Regions from separate parts of the Homo sapiens genome. Here regions 1, 2, 3 and 4 are each linked to region 5. A link is a contact called in ENCODE Hi-C or POLR2A ChIA-PET data. All regions are on one chromosome and are shown on one strand. The core of a region is the stretch at or near the end of the contact, and the rest is flanking DNA. Distances in the headings are between cores, read along the strand shown. Region 1 holds the start of EIF5A (eukaryotic translation initiation factor 5A). Region 2 holds the start of POLR2A (RNA polymerase II subunit A). Region 3 holds the start of ACADVL (acyl-CoA dehydrogenase very long chain). Region 4 holds the start of PHF23 (PHD finger protein 23). Region 5 holds the start of KIAA0753.

Region 1 (3,601 bases), core at 259-2,758, 670 kb after region 5:
GAGTCTCTCGCTGTGTCTCCTAGGCTGGAGTGCAGTGGTGCGATGTCGGCTAACTGCAACCTCCGCCTCCTGGGTTCAAGCGATTCTCCTGCCTCTGCCTCCCGAGTAGCTGGTACAGGCGCCCACCTCCACGCCCGGCTAATTTTTTTGTATTTTCAGTAGAGACGGGGGTTTCACTACGTTGGCCAGGCTGGTCTTGAACTCCTGACCTTGTGATCCGCCCGCCTCGGCCTCCCAAAGTGCTGGGATTACAGGCGTGAGCCACCGCTCCCGGCCTACCACTATTTTATTTTATTTATGTATTATTTATTTATGTTTTTGAGACTTGAGTTTCGCTCTTGTTACCCAGGCTGGAGTGCAATGGCGCAATCTCGGCTCACGGCAACCTCCACAGGAGAAGCGATTCTCCTGTCCCAGCCTCCCGAGTAGCTGGGATTACAGGCATGCGCCGCCACGCCCGGCTAATTTTGTATTTTTAGTAGAGACGGGGTTTCTCCATGTTGGTCAGGCTGGTCTCGAACTCCCGACCTCAGGTGATCCGCCCGCCTCGGCCTCCCAGAGTGCTGAGATTACAGGTGTCAGCCACCGCGCCCGGCCCACCACTCATTTTTATAGACAATTTTTTCTAAGGGACCTCGTAGACAATACTTTGGGGAACCGCAGAGCACAGTTGGGGAAAACACAGTAATACCATCTAAGTTTCTTTACTGAGGACCTCAGAGCCGAATGGCCTCTATGGATGCCATAGAGACCAATACGGACTGAGGGTTTAAAGAAGATGGTGTCCGCCGCAGGACCGCTCTATCTTCTCGGGTGAACTCTATGGCAGAGCATAGGCATTCGATTTAGAGAAGTGAAGCCGAGATGGGTGGGAACCCGACCACACTAGCGCGCTAGAAGAGTGGGGCGGAAAGACATCTCCCGCGCATGTGTGGAACTGGGGGGACTGATTCCAAGACAAGGCGCCCACCCCACAGAGCAAGTTTTCTGAAACGTGTGAGTCGTTTAAGTCCAGTTAAAGCCGAGGTGGGGCGTATCCTGAGACGCATGCGTTCTAGACGAGACAAGTGATCTAGCGGCGTGGTCTTTTCAACGCCTGGCGTACTGACGGCGTCTGAGGTGGAAGGGGTTGTTTAGGATTCCGAACACGCATGCGTTCTGAGACCCAGGCGTTTCCTTTAGAGGGTGTGGAGTGCAGGGCTCCTTATTGCGCAGGCGCAAGGACTGCCCGGTAGGACGAGCGGTCTATCAAGGGGAGGGAAGATGAGGTTGAAGAGATTAAAAAACCGGGTGCGCCTGCGCGTTGCAGATTAGTTGAAAACGCTCAGGGTTTGTGAGGGGCGGGGTCACGTATGCGCGTCATTGGACGGGTCGGTGGGAGGGAGGGTGGAGATGGGTAGGGTGTGTGCGCTTGCGCAGTGCGGGGGTGGAGGGCGGAGGAGATAGATAGCACGCTTGCGCGGCTGTCATAGGGCTGCTTGGTTGGTCAGTGGGGAGTCGGCGCCTGCGTACTAAGACCCGTGTGCAGCAGCGGCGGCGGCGGTAGAGGCGGCGGCGGCGGCGGCAGCGGGCTCGGAGGCAGCGGTTGGGCTCGCGGCGAGCGGACGGGGTCGAGTCAGTGCGTTCGCGCGAGGTGAGAGCGGGCAGGGCGCGTGTGCGCGGTACCTTGGCTTGGGCCCGGGAGAAGATGGAACTGCGCGGGGGTCGGGGAGGGGGCAGAGGGGAGCGGCGGCCGCCGCCGCACGGGTTCGGCCAGAGAGCGGCGCGAGGTGAGGAGAGGCGCGGGCGCGCGCCCCGGTTGGCGCGCGGGGTGACGGTTGGGGTTGGCCCGGTGACGTTGGAGCGACGCAGGGCGGGGGACGGCGAGCCGCGAGGCAGCCACGCGGGAGAGGCCGCCAGGCGGCCACGCCGGGGCGAGGGCCAGGGGCCAGATCGGCCCACCGGGGCAAGGGTACCTGGGCCGTTGAGGACCCGGCTCAGCGCGGCCACGTGAGGTGGGGGAGGGGGCTATTCGGTGAGAGGGCATGATGGGGGGGGTTGGCGGACGGCCGGGGGGAGGGGAGGCGGCGTGGCTCCGGCCTGGCGCAGTCTCTGAGGAGGGGGCGGCCGCGGCACCGGAAGTGCCCCCCACGGGAGGCTGCCCTCGGGGTCGCAGGCCGCATGGCCAAGCGTGGACCGGGGCCGCATGGCAGCGCGGGGACCCCTCCCCCCAGGTCCCGGCCACCGGAAGCCCGGAACGGCCACATGGTCGGCAGGAGCCGGCAGCCCCTAGCGCGGGGAGCTAGTCCTCGCGGGGGTTCCGAGGGGGCCTGAGATTTTGAGGAGTGGAAGCCGGAGGCTCGGGTCCTAATCACCCCGGAGGGCCTGCTGCAGGCATATGTTAGCGCTTCCCAACCTCAAGGGCCCCAGGAGCTTTCCTGAAAAACCCTCCTGTGAAGTGTGGCGGTCAGCCAGGTGTAAGTGGCACCCCTTCGAGCTGGGAGGCCGGAGAAATGGGGAAACAGGGCGTTTGGACAGGAGCCCAACTTTTCTGTCGGCCTGGGTGGACAGCGCCTAAAAGCCTCAGGCAGATGAGTTTCCCACCGTGATAGGCGTTCTTCACCTTGTCACTGTCTTCCTGTTGTAACTGGTTTGGGAGTTCCACGGTTTCGAAGTCCTTAACTCTACTAGCCTAGTATGATTTTCTACTACTCACTACTACCAACCTTTTGCTTTCATTTTATTGTCATTCACCACCCCCCACCTCTCCCACTTTCTACTGACTGTACTGGCCCGGCCTGAAAAGCCGACAGGACAGATGCATCCTGGGAAAAGTGGGAGGGCCTTCCAGGAGAGGCTGGGTTCCTGGGTTCTCTTTGGGAACCAAGATCGAGGTGTTTGGCAGGGGGATCATTTCGGAAACAACTTTGCTTTCTCCCCCTTGGCTTGTTGCAAGTGCATGTTGGCGAGGCGGGAATCCCCCAAAGAGGCCTTGTGGTTTCCTGTAGCAGTGACTGGTTTGTGTGTGGATGGGGGGGGGCAGTGTAACAGATGGGTGGGGCCTTGTCCTCCGGTCTCCACCCTCCCCCCCCCCAATTAGCCCTGCCCTTTTGCTGGATCATAGCTGCTCACCTAATTATAGCCCTGGCTATATGTGGGGAAGAGGGGTGGTTGGTTTCAGTGGCAAGTAACACCTGAGTCCTCCCCACTCCCAGGAAGTAGGCCTTTTCTCATCTCTGAGATTTGACATTCCAGCTCCCTAGAGCCTTCCTTTCCCAAGCCACCACTTTAGCTTTGATTTATGGGGGAGAAACCAGCTATTCCACCCTCCCATACACACACCAGTTCTTGAGTATATTTGAGCCCAGTCAGTATTTTAAGTTCAGGAACTTTGACTTTATTTTAGGTGGGTAATGGAATAAAGAGTTGGGAAAATGTTTCTGGAGAGAAATGGGATAGATTGGAGGTCCTGTTGACCTCCATGCTTATTCACTTCAGTTCTCTTCTTGGCTCTAGTTGGAATCGAAGCCTCTTAAAATGGCAGATGACTTGGACTTCGAGACAGGAGATGCAGGGGCCTCAGCCACCTTCCCAATGCAGTGCTCAGCATTACGTAAGAATG
Region 2 (3,127 bases), core at 458-2,957, 840 kb after region 5:
ATCTGGCTTGGTGGGGCTGCTGGGCTCTGTGCCAGGCCTCTTTGTGCTGCAGCCCCCCGTGTTGCCCAGTGATCTCCCGAGTTGGAGTTGTGTGGGGGCAGTGGGGATCCTCGCCTTGGTCTCCTTCACATGTGTGAGCTATGCGGTCACCAAGGCCCACCCTGCCCTGGTGTGCGCTGTCCTGCATTCCGAGGTGGTGGTGGCCCTTATACTGCAGTATTATATGCTCCATGAGACTGTGGCACCTTCTGACATCGTGGGGGCAGGGGTTGTGCTGGGCAGCATTGCCATCATCACAGCCTGGAACCTCAGCTGTGAGAGGGAAGGGAAGGTGGAGGAGTGAGATAGAACTTGGGAGCCCGGGGGTTGGGAGGGACAGGGATAAATAGAGGCAAAGACTGAAGACAAACATGGGAGGAGAAGTGACTGGAAAAGAACTGGTGTGGGAGAGGGATACCTCTCAGAGTCAAGGGTGACTTGGGGACTTGGTGGAGAGGGACTACCTGGAAGACCTGGGGCCAGCCTGGGACCAAGGGATGTGGAGACCAGGCTGGGTCCTGGAATCAGGGCATAACTAAGGGGTAAAGTCTGAGGAGCAGATCCAAACGGCTGAGGCAGGGAGGCCGTGGGCCACGGGGAGGACTTCACTCAGCAGCAAAGAGAAGAGCATTGGGGCTGGAGTGTTCCGGCAAAGACAGAGCCAGCAGCTGCGGTGGGGGAGGGGAGCGTGCCTCCCCACCCCTCCCCTCACGGCAAAGGTTTCCTTTCCTCGTGCTTGTGCCCCCCCCTTGGGGTGGTGACGTGACATTGACATCAAACAAGGATTACTCTGAATGTGGCTTGCAGTGGTGTCGTCTCTGCTTTGGAGGGAGAGTGGAAAGTCCTACGACCGTTCTCATTGGAGAACCCCTTGGGATCCCCGCCCCCCATTTTATTCCTGAAATATTCTACAAAGTGGAGGATTTCCTAATGTTCAGATGCCTTGACCCCAAATCCCCCAGGACTTTCGTGGCCCGCCCCATGGCTAATCTGCTTTTCTCGGATTGTCGCGGTCCCGTGATCTCTCCCGGACAGTGGCCACCCTCCTTCCAGAGCAGGCCTCCCAGCTGAAGTCTCTTCGAGAGGCTCAGGCCATGGATCTAGGATCATGGCTCGGTACAGCGCGGCATTACAGGCCAGGAGATGCCCACCCGTCTCCGGGGGCCGTTTGACAAACATCGGCTACTTCCGGACAAGCCACTGGTCCTGCCATCTTGGTTTGTTCATGCATATTCAGCAAGAGAACTGCATATTCATGAGCAACCGCCCTTCCCCGGGAGGACCCGCCCCGCCCCGCCGCCATTACCGATTCGCAGAGCAGACCATTTTCCAGCTGGGGGGGGCTACGAATGAGAGGCTTTTGCTGAAGATGAAACCGTTGTCCAAACTAGAATGAAAGCGGCCCAATTTTACCCTCGAGTCTTCAAACCTTAAGCCTCAGTGCAAAAGGGAGCAGCGAGGAGAGGCGGTGGGATTAAAGAAAAAAATTCTTCTCTCCCTGTCACTTCAAAAGGTCGCCCAACCAGCGAGCGGGGGGTTTACCCACGACTCTGGCTCGCACCCCTTGCGGGCCTGCGCAGGCGGCCCCGTAGCGCAAGGGAGGGCGGGAAAGGAAGGGGCGGGGACGCGAGGGCGAATCTATAAGAAGCGTCGTTCAGCGAGTTCGCTGCTCAGAAGCGCCGAGAGCGCGGCCGGGACGGTTGGAGAAGAAGGCGGCTCCCGGAAGGGGGAGAGACAAACTGCCGTAACCTCTGCCGTTCAGGAACCCGGTTACTTATTTATTCGTTACCCTTTTTCTTCTTCCTCCCCCAAAAACCTTTTCCTTTTCCCTTCTTTTTTTTTCCTTTTTGGGAGCTGAAAAATTTCCGGTAAGGGAAAGAAGGGCTCCTTTCGCTCCTTATTTCCCCGCCTCCTTCCCTCCCCCACCTTCCCCTCCTCCGGCTTTTTCCTCCCAACTCGGGGAGGTCCTTCCCGGTGGCCGCCCTGACGAGGTCTGAGCACCTAGGCGGAGGCGGCGCAGGCTTTTTGTAGTGAGGTTTGCGCCTGCGCAGCGCGCCTGCCTCCGCCATGCACGGGGGTGGCCCCCCCTCGGGGGACAGCGCATGCCCGCTGCGCACCATCAAGAGAGTCCAGTTCGGAGTCCTGAGTCCGGATGAACTGGTAAGCGGCTCTGTCCTCCCCTTCCCCCCTCCTCCCCTGGCGGGCGGGGCCGGACGGGGGCTGCGGAAACTTGGCGCTTTCTCGCTGCTTATGGGTGACGGGCCAGGAGCATGGCTCAGCAGCGCCAAGGCCGTGTAGGCGCCAGTCTCGGGCCTCCCAGAGTTATATTTTGCAAAGAGTTGAGCAGGCGTAGCGCTTTGTCCGAGATGGGGGGCTGGCTGGAGGGTGAGAAGGAGGGAGAGAAGGATGACTGATTTCACACTCCAGAGTTACCGACGTTAAAGGCGATCCGACGAATCCTAGGGAGTCTTTACAAGTTTGGTTAAGAAGCCAAACCCGGGTAGCTTCCTCCTCTTCTGTAATACAAATGTTAACTGAGCACCTGCTCTGTTGAAGACACAGGAGACTCGGGTTACAGAGGTGAACACGACAGACCAGGACCCTACCTTCAAGAGCACTGTCTGTGGGAAAGGGCAAGCAGTAAACATGAATACAATGAATGAATGAGATAATTCAGTTAATGGCATTTGTCTCGAATAGAGTGAAAAGGGGTAATCCCATGGAGAGTCACTGAGCTGGGGCTACTTTATTTTTTTATTTTTATTTTATTTTATTTTTTGAGACGGAGTCTTGCTCTGTCGCCCAGGCTGGAGTGCAATGGCACGATCTCGGCTCACTGCAATCTCCGCCTCCCGGGTTCAAGCGATTCTCCTGCCTTAGCCTCCTGAGTAGCTGGGATTACAGGCATGCGCCACCATGCCCCGCTAATTTTTGTATTTTTAGTAGAGGAGGGGTTTTGCCATGTTGGCCAGGCTGGTCTCGAACGCCTGCCCTGAGGTGATTCTCCCCCGTCTTTTTTTTTTTTTTTTTTTTTTTGAGACGGAGTTTCGCTCTTATTCCCCAGGCCAGAGTGCAATGGCTGAACTCC
Region 3 (3,216 bases), core at 521-3,020, 580 kb after region 5:
TAGTGATATTTGGCTCACCCCTCCAGCCCTGCCTGCCCCTCAGGAAGTTAGGCGCTCGCCCCCACCTCCTTACCTGACTCTCTGAGAGGGAAGCCTCATAATAGTCCAGGATGTCTGTCACAGGAACAGAACTGAGTTACCTCCCCACCCCAGGCCTCTCCAGGCACATCACCCCTGTCATCACCGCTGCTGGCTGGCTGGCAAGGGAGGAGCCCTTTCAGCCAAGGCTGGTCCACACTCATGGAGGACACCATAGGCAGGACCCTGCATGGTGCTCCAGCTTGGACCAAATGATCTCTGGGCTCCCAAACAGCCCCCGAAGTTCAGTAATGGCCCTTGGAGGCCCAGGTCCCTCAGAAAACGGGCTACTCACCCAGCAAGGCCTGGAAGAGGTCGCTATGCAGCACTGTGAGGAGTGGGGGTGCCCACCGCAGCAGTGGGGGTGCCAGGAGCCAGAGGGCTGACCTGGGAGCTAGTGAGATGCAAGGAGAATTGGGACAGGGAAGATGCCAACACAGGAAGATGAACACACTGTCACTTCATCTCCCCAGACTGTGCCCTTCACCCCAGCCCCTACGGAAAGATTTGGGGAGAAGGATCTCCGAGCCCCAGCCCCCCACTTCGCTCCCAGACCTCCCCTCCACAAGGAGCCCTGTTTTTCACCTCTTGGTCTCTGGGACATCTCTCTCTTCTCTCACTTTAATCTCCCTAATCCTCCAGGATTGGAGTTGAGCTGCTTCTCCCCACTAAATTCCAGCTGTGAGTAAAGTAGGCCGTCTCTGAGCCGACCAGCTGTCCCATTCCCCCAGGTCCCAAGGCACCAGCACCGCCACCATCTTGCTCCACACACCCTGGCCCCCTCTTCCCATAGGCAGGCAGAACCTAGCCACGCTCTCCTGAGAAGCCAGCAAAGAGGGCCTCCTCACAGAGGGCTCCAGCAGCTCAAAAAGAAGCTGAGCCCAGCTCTCTCTCCTCCTGGGCCTCCTCTCACCCCAATGAGAATTGCAGAAAAAGGGGTAGAAATTGTTTGGGACTTCCTGCCCTAGGGCTAGAGAAGTTGGGGTTTTACGGGTAAGAGGCAGGAGAATTCCTGCAGTTCCTCTCAGGCCCGGGAGGAATCCATCTGCCTGGGCACATGGTCTCTGGAAGGAACAGAGGGCAAAGACAGAAGGGAATGTTCAGGAAGGTCTCAGAGGCTTTACTAAGGGAGGGGCAGTGAATCTGGGGGGGTCTTCCTACTGTGAAACTGTAGCTGTTCCAAGAGTTAGTGAATGGCCTACATCTCAGAAGAATACACTTAGGGTACTCACACCCTAGCTTGGGTGCCCCCCACCACTGTACCCTCCCTTTTGTGTTGGCCGAGATAGATTTCATCAGGAACCCTAGAGTCTGTCTTTCCATGTCTCTGCCTCTGCCATCTACCTTACACTTCTCTTTCCCTACTTTTCCCTTCTAACCCCACCGGAGAAGCCCTCCCTTCAGTCCACCTCCATCCCTCTGGCTGCAGTGACTTAAGCCCCTTCCTCTTCTGTCCCATCCTATCCCATCACCCCGTCGGAGGACTAGACTCTAGGTCGGACGGGCGGGATTAAGGAGTTTGGGGGAGACGAGGGACGCTTGGAGATCCCTCTAAGTCAGCGGAACGCAGGGCCGGGCTCCAGGGAACTACAGCTCCCAGCATGCCCCGGGGCCCGCAACCGTCCGCCGCCCGGTGCACTGTGGACGATGAGTCAGGGTTAGGGGCGCCAGGACGTGGGCGTGCAGGACGCCAGAGCTGGGTCAGAGCTCGAGCCAGCGGCGCCCGGAGAGATTCGGAGATGCAGGCGGCTCGGATGGCCGCGAGCTTGGGGCGGCAGCTGCTGAGGCTCGGGGGCGGAAGGTCTGTGTGTGACAAGAGGGACGGTGGGCAGCGGCCCTGGGCACCGGGCCGGCACTGAACCCCCACTCCCCACAGCTCGCGGCTCACGGCGCTCCTGGGGCAGCCCCGGCCCGGCCCTGCCCGGCGGCCCTATGCCGGGGGTGCCGCTCAGGTAAGTCACCGCAGCCTTGGCAAGGGGGTGTGGGAGCGGCGGTCCGCTTCGGCGCCCGCCATCGGCAGGGATCTCCCTCTTGGTGCCAGGTACCTGCCTACTGCTCAGTCGCCGAAAGTAGGGGAAAGGGCAAGCCAGGGTGCCCTAGGGCGAAACTAGGGGAAAGGTCACCGCTTCGCGCCGCCTCCCCGCGCGGCTCTCGCCTGTTCTCCCCTTGACACAGCGGAAGTCCCTTCCCTGAACTTGCTAACCGTCTCTTTTCCCAGCTGGCTCTGGACAAGTCAGATTCCCACCCCTCTGACGCTCTGACCAGGAAAAAACCGGCCAAGGCGGTAGGTAGCCCCGAGGCCAGGTGGACCTTAGCCAGACCCAACCAGAGCCCTGAAATTTGCCTCTCTCTGCCCAGGAATCTAAGTCCTTTGCTGTGGGAATGTTCAAAGGCCAGCTCACCACAGATCAGGTGTTCCCATACCCGTCCGGTAAGGGAAGGGATAATCAGAGCTGGGTGGGGCCAGGGTGGTTTCCCCTGCCAGCCTGGCCTGACCAGCCTGTCCCCCACCCTCTGCAGTGCTCAACGAAGAGCAGACACAGTTTCTTAAAGAGCTGGTGGAGCCTGTGTCCCGTTTCTTCGAGGTAAGGAATGACTCGGGGCTTGGTCCCTGGTGAGGTGTTTGGAGATGTTAAGCTCAAAAGGAGCCTGGATGTGGGATCCTGTGCCTTCCCCAGGAAGTGAACGATCCCGCCAAGAATGACGCTCTGGAGATGGTGGAGGAGACCACTTGGCAGGGCCTCAAGGAGCTGGGGGCCTTTGGTCTGCAAGTGCCCAGTGAGCTGGGTGGTGTGGGCCTTTGCAACACCCAGGTGAGGGCGCCCTATCGCCACATCCCAGTATGCCATACCCCAGCTTGGCAGACTCAGCTCTTTTGCCATAGACCTAGAGACTAGGGCTAAGGTCTCTTCTAAGCACCTGCCCTGGGTGCCTGTGGGATGGATGTTAACTGTCCAAACATAACACAATTTACATGCAGTCCCCTAGGCCTGAGCCATGGGCCTCACCCTGGTTCCCAAGTCCTTACAAATCTCTAAGTTGGGGATTGCCTAACAATAGACTGACTAGTAGCAAGTCACCCTCCTACCTAGACCTAAGACAGACCAGCATTCTCTGCTGTGCCCTTTGCACACCCCA
Region 4 (3,144 bases), core at 191-2,690, 600 kb after region 5:
CGTCCTTCACACGCGCCCGGAGCCCCGAGTTCCTACCCGGCCGCGCTCCACCGCCTCGGGCCCTCCGAGACCGCACACGCCGCCCGCCAGCCCCCAGGGTCCAGGATGACCACGCCGAACCGCTCCCCGCCCTCCGGCCCCTTCTACTCGAGCACGCGGCCCGGCGCGCCCCTCACCCCCACCCCAGACACACACAGGCACACGCATCCAACGCTACTTCACGGCCGGGACAGACCCGGGAGCTCTAACCCGGACGCGGCCCCCACCTGCCCCCCCCCCCCCGCCCATACCGCGCTCCCCACAATTTCGCCGTCCCTCCGCCCCCATCCGGGGCTTTGGCCCCTCCCCGTCTCCAGCTTTTCGGGCTCCCCACCGGGCCCCCCGGCCCTGTTCCTAGCCCTCTCCGGCCGCCGCCCCCCCCTCCGCCCCCGTACTCACCACCCAGTTACTAGGCTATGGACCCCTCAACTCTGGCCCCTTCCCCCCAACCAGCCACTCTCTCTCTCTCTCCACAGCAGCCACCGCTGCTGCCGCCGATGCCCCCCTCACCCTCAGCAACTCCCAGGCTCTTAACCCTCGCGGACCAACCCTACCCCCCCGCCCGACAAGTCGCCGGTCTTAACCCCCCCCACCCCGCCCCACCACCCCCTACAACTACCCAGCTCGCCTCGCTTCCTGGCTCGCTCTCTCCACAACTACCCCCCGGTACAGGTCCGTCTGCCGTAGACAATACCCAGACCCCCTCTTCTCCCCACAACTACCTGCCCACCTCTCCGACAATCACCGGGCATTCTCCGGCGGCAACTACTCGGAGCTCCGGTACCACCGCCACAAACTACCCCACCTCGGCGAACTACCGGGCCCCTCACTCAGCCTCTTCTACGTCCTCCCTCCTGAGCAACTCTCCGGCCACTGGATTCCCCTAACCTTCCAGTTCCAGGGCCCCAATCTGCCGGTGGCCCTTTCGGGCCCTAACCCCCGAGGCTCCGGGTTTCAAGCTCCTATCCCCCGCACCCCCACACCGTCTGATCTCCAACTACCCCAGCCCAGTTTCCCACTCCTCTTTCTCCAAGGTCTCTCAACTCGTCGCTCTCCCACCTCCAGGGCCAGCCTCCCGACCCCCTCCCCGAACTCCCCCGCTGGGCTCCGGGGCTCGACCTCCAAGTTTGCCAATTGATTCCTCGCCCGCCCCCCGCCGGCTCAGCGCTCTGCACCGGTCGAGAGCTCACCTTCGGGACTGGGCTCCGCCATGGCTTCCAGCATCGCCCCCTCCCCTCCTCCCGGTCCGGCGCCCCCCTCCCCGGAGCCGGGGATCCCGGTGCCGCCTCTAGTGCTCGATGCTCCCACTGCTTCGCTCCACAGAAGTGTCCGCCTCAGCCCGGTTGAGACTCGAGTCCGCTAGCCGCTGCCGCCACCTCCCTCTACCACTGCCTCCCGCACTCCCGGACCGGGCCCCCTCCCCCCGCGCCGCCGGCCGCCTGCTCCCTCCTCCTCCTCCTCCACCTCCTCTCTCCTCCCTCCCTCCTCTTCTCTCCCTCCTCCCCCCGCCGGCGCCGAGGCGCAGTGCACCAAGGGTTTTGTAGTCCGTCCGGGAACAGCGGAAAAGGGACCGCATGAACCTCCGGAACTTTGATTCCCAGAAAGCCACAGGCTGGCGCAGGCGCACCAAGCCGCTCCCCTCCCCCGGGGAGCGGCGGGGAGACCAGGAGCCGGAGGGGAGAGCGGAAGTGCGCGCGCAGGCCCCTGGGAGATGTAGGCTGGGCGGGACCAAGAAAGAAGAGGAAGAAGGGATTAGAACTCTCGGCCACCATACTGCCTCGTTCTGCAGCTTCTTTCTCCCCAGGAGGACCGCCCCACTTCCGGCCTGCCGGAGAAATGATTGCTGGGAGTTGAAGTATTCCTGGCGATAATGGCTCCCGCTCCCAGTCTTCTCCCTCCCTGATTCCACTCTGCCGGATCCCACACACCGGCAAAAGTCTAGCCAAGTGACATGCAACTGAGAACAGCCGTTTTACTAGCTTGCACACATGAAAATATCTTAGTTAGAATGTTCTAGCAAATGTGGATGTTCACCTAAAGCAGGTACTTCGGAACTTTCTCCACAGGAACCCACAGTAAAAAAAAATTTTTTTTTACATGAGCATTTTTAACATTTAGTTTCACATGCGTGTTATAAAACTAAAGTTTCAAGAAATAATCCTCAGTATTCCATTCCATCACAACAAAAGCACCCTCTTTTTGCAGACAGGGAAAAGCCCAACATGAACAGAATAAACCAAAATATACTTCTATCCCTCCAGCTTGTACCCAGTACTCTTCTTTCCCCACCACTGAAACCCACTGACACCTTGGAAAGACTTAAAATCAGCGGGACGAGGGGAGCAACACAAGGCAAAATTCAGTTCAGCTTGGTGGTTTCCTCTTTATTGATGTGCCTCCTACCTTCCCCCCACAATTTCAGTCCCTTCCAACTACCCCCAAAAAAGAAGGTAGTGAAAGGAAGGGATTGCTGGGGTTCTGAGCCCCTTGGGCAGTCAGAAAGGGAACAGAAACCAAAACAATCACTGGATGTGACACAGACTGACAATCAAGAAGTCTACAGCAGGATGGGAAAGGCGGGCAGAGAAAGGGGAAGAAAGGAGAAAGGAGAGTTACAAGATGCCAACTCCACCATTACCCCTCCTAAGAGAGGCTGGAGAGAAAGCCACAAACATTAAGAAGTGCCGGTCCTGAATAAGGGAGGTGGTGTTTGAGCTTGAAGGAGGAGGAGGTCAAGAAAGGGGGGCCACCTCTCTCTTTGTAGAATGAGACCCCCCTCCAGCTCAGGGGCAGCAGCTTCACAGACCGTAGACACTTTCGTCACTGTAGGCAATGTAGAGAAAGAAGTCTTCTTCATGGTGTTCCTGGGATGAAAGCAGAAAACTGTTCAGCAACTGGGCTCCAGTAACTTAAACCAACCACGACCCAGACACGTTCTTCTAGAACCACAAACCATTGCCTGACTCCTTCACTGACTCCAAGGCCTACCACACGAGCAGTATAATCTCTGCAGTCCTGGGCAAAAAGGCCTCAAACTGTTTTCTGCTGCTTTGGAATGGGGAGGGGGACTGGGAAGAGTCCCGAACAGATAGTTTCTCTAGCTCA
Region 5 (3,495 bases), core at 370-2,869:
ACGGGCCGGGCATACCCACAGAGTCTGTCTCCTCCACAGCCTGTCTCCTGTAACACACACCTGCGGCACCCACAGAAGTAGGCTCCTCCTCCACAGCATCGGACACCCCCACAGCCTGTCCCCTCCCCCATACGCCAGGGGTGGCCCCACAGACTGCTTCATGTGTCAGAGCCCCAGGAATCTGCGGGGACTGTCCTCTCCCCCACAGACCTGCAGCACCGCCACAGCCGAGCTCTCCCTCCATGGCTCTGGGCGCTCCCACAGCCCCAGTCCACCCCACGGTCCCAGGCTCGCCCATAGTCTGTTCTTTTTCACAAGGGCCTGAGACAAACCCATAGCCTATCTCCTCCCCAGTCTCAGGAACCCCCACAGCTTCTCCCCTCCACAGGTGCGGGGCCATTTCAGAACTTGACGCCAAAGCCCCAGGCACACTCGCAGGAGGCACCCTCCCAGCCTGTCCCTGTCCACAGAAGCCTAAGGCTCTCTCGTAAGCTGCCCCTAAGCCCAGAGCTGTGGGCCCTGAGGGGGCCCGAGGGATCCCCCTTGCCTGTTCCTTCACCCAGGGCCCTGTAAGACCGCCGCGGCTTGTCTCTACCCAGGAAGCTCGGCCAGGAACACCCCTTTCGACAGGTCCCTCTCCTGCAGGCACGGGATGGAGCTCGACTCTACTTCCTTCCCCACATCCCGAGGCGGCCCTCATAGCCTGCACCTTCAGCCACAGGTGCAGAATGCTCTCATGGCCCAGAGATCCCGGGCGACCTTTTCTCTCGCAGCCCCGGGGACTTCTATCTTCGGTCTCCTCCTCCCCAGACCCGGTCACCCACACAGCCCCGGCAAGCCCCACCACCTCGGGCTCCCCCACAGCCCCGTTCACCCACACAGCCCCAGGGTCCCTTGCAGCCTCGATGGAGCCTGGGGTCCCAGGAGCTCCCAAAGCCTCATTCGCCCCGGCGGCGTCGGCTGTCTCCGCCGCTTGTCTCGTCCCCCATGGCCGCTGACGGCCCTGTGGCCTTTCTGCACTCACACAGCGCGTCTCCCACTCCGAGGGCTTCGCCCGGCGCCTTGCTCCACGGCCTCGGGACGTCCCTGCGCCCCGTCTCTTCCCCCACGGCCGCCGAACCCCCCGCCCCGACCTGCTGGGCCCCACGCAGCGACCCGGCATCTTAGCCGCCTGCTCTCCCCGGCGCAGCCTGGGCAAGGCCCCACGGCGAGTCTCCCGGCTCATAGCTCCAGGGCAGTTCCCTTCCTCCCTACCGCGGCCCTGGGGGATGTCTTAGCACCTCGCTCCCTAAGCTGCTCCACACACGCACTCACACACTCCGCTCCGGCCTTGCAGCCTTTCTCCCTCCGAGCCCCTCACCCATCCCACCCCCGCCCAGTCTCGGGAACCCGCCCCCAGTCCCAGGCCCCCGTAAAGCCTAGACGGCAGAAAAGGTAACTGGGGGGACAAAGCAACAAAGGCTTTCCGAGTCAGATCTCCTCTCCCCCAAGTCCATGACTCTATGCGGCTTCCCAGAATCCCCCCCAGCCCCGGCCCGAGCCCACCTGGCCTAGGGTGAGGCGCGGCTACTGGGAGGCGGGCAACGGGGGCCCCCAACAAGGCCGCGCTTCCGGCCGCCTGCCCAGTCGCCATAGCAACAGGCGCAGGGCGGCTTGGGAGCCTTTGAGGCCCTGAACTATTTAAGGATCCAGGTGTTGCAAGGCGGTAAGTTTTGCAGCCAGTGTCCATGAGGTCGGGGCTGGGACTAGATTAGGGTAGATCTAAGCCTGGGCTTGGGAGTGCAGCTAGCGCAGAAAGATCTGAGGAACTAGAGCAAAAAGCCATGCGGATGGATTGTGGTCGTCAGAGGCTCCCGTAGTCTTTAGCGGCGCTGGCTTCCGCAGGCTCCGCCCTCTCTTGCCCACCCGGAAACAGCCTCGCCCCGCCTACGCGGGACCCAACCGCGGCGACCGGACGTGCACTCCTCCAGTAGCGGCTGCACGTCGTGCCAATGGCCCGCTATGAGGAGGTGAGCGTGTCCGGCTTCGAGGAGTTCCACCGGGCCGTGGAACAGCACAATGGCAAGACCATTTTCGCCTACTTTACGGGTTCTAAGGACGCCGGGGGGAAAAGCTGGTGCCCCGACTGCGTGCAGGGTGAGGCCGGGATTCGGGGGCTGCTGTCCAATGGAAATGGCAGGAAGGTCGAGCCTACGGCCAGAAGGGGGGCTTAGCGGAGGCAGAGTCTTGGTTCCAGACATCCGCGGAGCAATCTGAGCTGTCCCCAAGTCTCCTTCTATTAAATCCTACCCCGCCCTGCCAAGAGCGCTCTTCCTTTTACCACCTTACCCGGATGATCTTGGAATCTAGTTCCTTAAAACTTCTCACTCCCCCAGTACCATTAGTGTCTTACAGGATACGTGAGTTGGTCAGCAAATACATGTGCTTTCCATTGTTACGGGCGCGGTGGTGCAGGGGCAAATCGGGACTGGGATTTGGTCCTTACCCTTAACGTGGCTCTAAGACCAGAAGGGAACACCTGACTTGTGTTGACCTCTTCAGTTAGCTGCAGGTTAAAGTCTGAGTGCTTACCAAGACTGGGGGAAGGGGGAAAGAACACAGTTTATACGTGCCTGATTGTAGAGTTGACGTGCGATTATTTTATCTCAACTTTTTTTAAAGCTGAACCAGTCGTACGAGAGGGGCTGAAGCACATTAGTGAAGGATGTGTGTTCATCTACTGCCAAGTAGGAGAAAAGCCTTAGTAAGTGGCAATGTATAATCTACCTCGCAGACGTGCACAAATTGCATACTTAGGCGGGAAGGGCCTCAGGGACTTACTTACCCAGTTTGTCTTACAAGGTAATGTCTGACAAGTTAAACAATTAGAAGCTATTAAATACAAATTTAAAATGCCCACCTGAATTAAGTAAGGGTAATTCAACGAATTTGGTCTGGTGTAAGCCCAGAACTTAGCTGGCTTTACTTTTATATCTTAGTCACACTTTGAAACTTTGCACAGGGTAATTAGTAGATTAAGCCATAGTCCGCAAGGTTTTTTAAGTGTTTGCAAGAACAGTGATTACTAAAAAATTAAATGTAGGACTATGTCAAATATTAAGCAAACTGTAATAAACCAAGTAAATTTTTTTCATGATCACTTTTTCTTTTCGAATAGTTGGAAAGATCCAAATAATGACTTCAGAAAAAACTTGAAAGTAACAGCAGTGCCTACACTACTTAAGTATGGAACAGTAAGTATCTTTAAATATGCTGGGCCTGTAATTCACTGTCAGAACTCTTTTAACTTGCTGTGGATCCAGATTTGAAAAGATCTTGACATTTCATCTCAATTCCATTGTTGTTCAGAGTGCTGCTGAAAGTCCATTCCTATGGCCAATCCCAATAAACTGATAATGTAAATATCTAGCTATTAGGTCTTTTTCATGTTAAGTCACTCTTAAAAAACCAGAAAGTAGGTTGACTCATAATTCCTTAAAACATTTGCATCAACAG

What was found. A loop is a pair of places that touch in the nucleus more often than their neighbours do. ChIA-PET counts read pairs that join two places held with the same protein, here RNA polymerase II (POLR2A). Pooled maps may share reads with other maps.
Region 1: a loop to region 5 is called in a pooled map, with 8 times the contacts of the local background. The contact joins the promoter of EIF5A here to the promoter of KIAA0753 in region 5. A Hi-C loop is called at or near these places in 1 of 37 single-sample maps with no recorded cell type and 11 of 50 pooled maps. POLR2A ChIA-PET finds 5 or more read pairs at or near these places in 2 of 52 experiments (SK-N-SH and T-cell).
Region 2: a loop to region 5 is called in a pooled map, with 12 times the contacts of the local background. The contact joins the promoter of POLR2A here to the promoter of KIAA0753 in region 5. A Hi-C loop is called at or near these places in 1 of 168 maps with a recorded cell type or tissue (gastrocnemius medialis) and 10 of 50 pooled maps. POLR2A ChIA-PET finds 5 or more read pairs at or near these places in 1 of 52 experiments (HEK293).
Region 3: a loop to region 5 is called in a pooled map, with 4 times the contacts of the local background. The contact joins the promoter of ACADVL here to the promoter of KIAA0753 in region 5. A Hi-C loop is called at or near these places in 1 of 168 maps with a recorded cell type or tissue (naive thymus-derived CD4-positive, alpha-beta T cell), 1 of 37 single-sample maps with no recorded cell type and 12 of 50 pooled maps. POLR2A ChIA-PET finds 5 or more read pairs at or near these places in 1 of 52 experiments (activated CD4-positive, alpha-beta T cell).
Region 4: a loop to region 5 is called in a pooled map, with 5 times the contacts of the local background. The contact joins the promoter of PHF23 here to the promoter of KIAA0753 in region 5. A Hi-C loop is called at or near these places in 1 of 168 maps with a recorded cell type or tissue (naive thymus-derived CD4-positive, alpha-beta T cell), 1 of 37 single-sample maps with no recorded cell type and 9 of 50 pooled maps.

The regions. Positions count from the first base shown.
Region 1 is chr17:7,306,120-7,309,720 of GRCh38, forward strand. It overlaps EIF5A (eukaryotic translation initiation factor 5A), which reads left to right and starts at 1,509. Exons shown (of 6, transcript NM_001970.5): 1 at 1,509-1,633; 2 at 3,496-3,601. The coding sequence starts at 3,517. RefSeq lists enhancers at 1-634, 506-805, 635-1,445, 2,676-2,965 and silencers at 1,356-1,465, 1,826-1,995, 2,086-2,205.
Region 2 is chr17:7,482,659-7,485,785 of GRCh38, forward strand. POLR2A (RNA polymerase II subunit A) reads left to right here and starts at 1,708. Exons shown (of 30, transcript NM_000937.5): 1 at 1,708-2,199. The coding sequence starts at 2,107. It overlaps SLC35G6 (solute carrier family 35 member G6), which reads left to right. Exons shown (of 2, transcript NM_001102614.2): 2 at 1-838. The coding sequence ends at 343. It also overlaps a transcript of ZBTB4 not described here. RefSeq lists enhancers at 647-916, 920-1,914, 1,007-1,056, 1,147-1,216, 1,915-2,908 and a silencer at 2,027-2,346.
Region 3 is chr17:7,218,168-7,221,383 of GRCh38, forward strand. ACADVL (acyl-CoA dehydrogenase very long chain) reads left to right here and starts at 1,771. Exons shown (of 20, transcript NM_000018.4): 1 at 1,771-1,879; 2 at 1,955-2,030; 3 at 2,297-2,362; 4 at 2,437-2,509; 5 at 2,599-2,663; 6 at 2,757-2,891. The coding sequence starts at 1,818. It also overlaps a transcript of DLG4 not described here. RefSeq lists a silencer at 1,895-2,104 and an enhancer at 2,063-2,670.
Region 4 is chr17:7,238,017-7,241,160 of GRCh38, forward strand. It overlaps PHF23 (PHD finger protein 23), which reads right to left and starts at 1,441. Exons shown (of 5, transcript NM_024297.3): 1 at 1,230-1,441. The coding sequence starts at 1,263. It overlaps GABARAP (GABA type A receptor-associated protein), which reads right to left. Exons shown (of 4, transcript NM_007278.2): 4 at 1,992-2,903. The coding sequence ends at 2,838. RefSeq lists silencers at 1-188, 1,339-1,518, 1,569-1,708 and enhancers at 1,042-1,691, 1,819-1,908.
Region 5 is chr17:6,639,092-6,642,586 of GRCh38, forward strand. KIAA0753 reads right to left here and starts at 1,620. Exons shown (of 19, transcript NM_014804.3): 1 at 1,546-1,620. TXNDC17 (thioredoxin domain containing 17) reads left to right here and starts at 1,969. Exons shown (of 4, transcript NM_032731.4): 1 at 1,969-2,136; 2 at 2,662-2,743; 3 at 3,158-3,233. The coding sequence starts at 1,992. LOC122526780 reads right to left here and starts at 1,225. Exons shown (of 1, transcript NM_001396008.1): 1 at 1-1,225. The coding sequence starts at 1,225. RefSeq lists enhancers at 179-248, 1,147-2,028, 2,159-2,428, 2,629-2,688.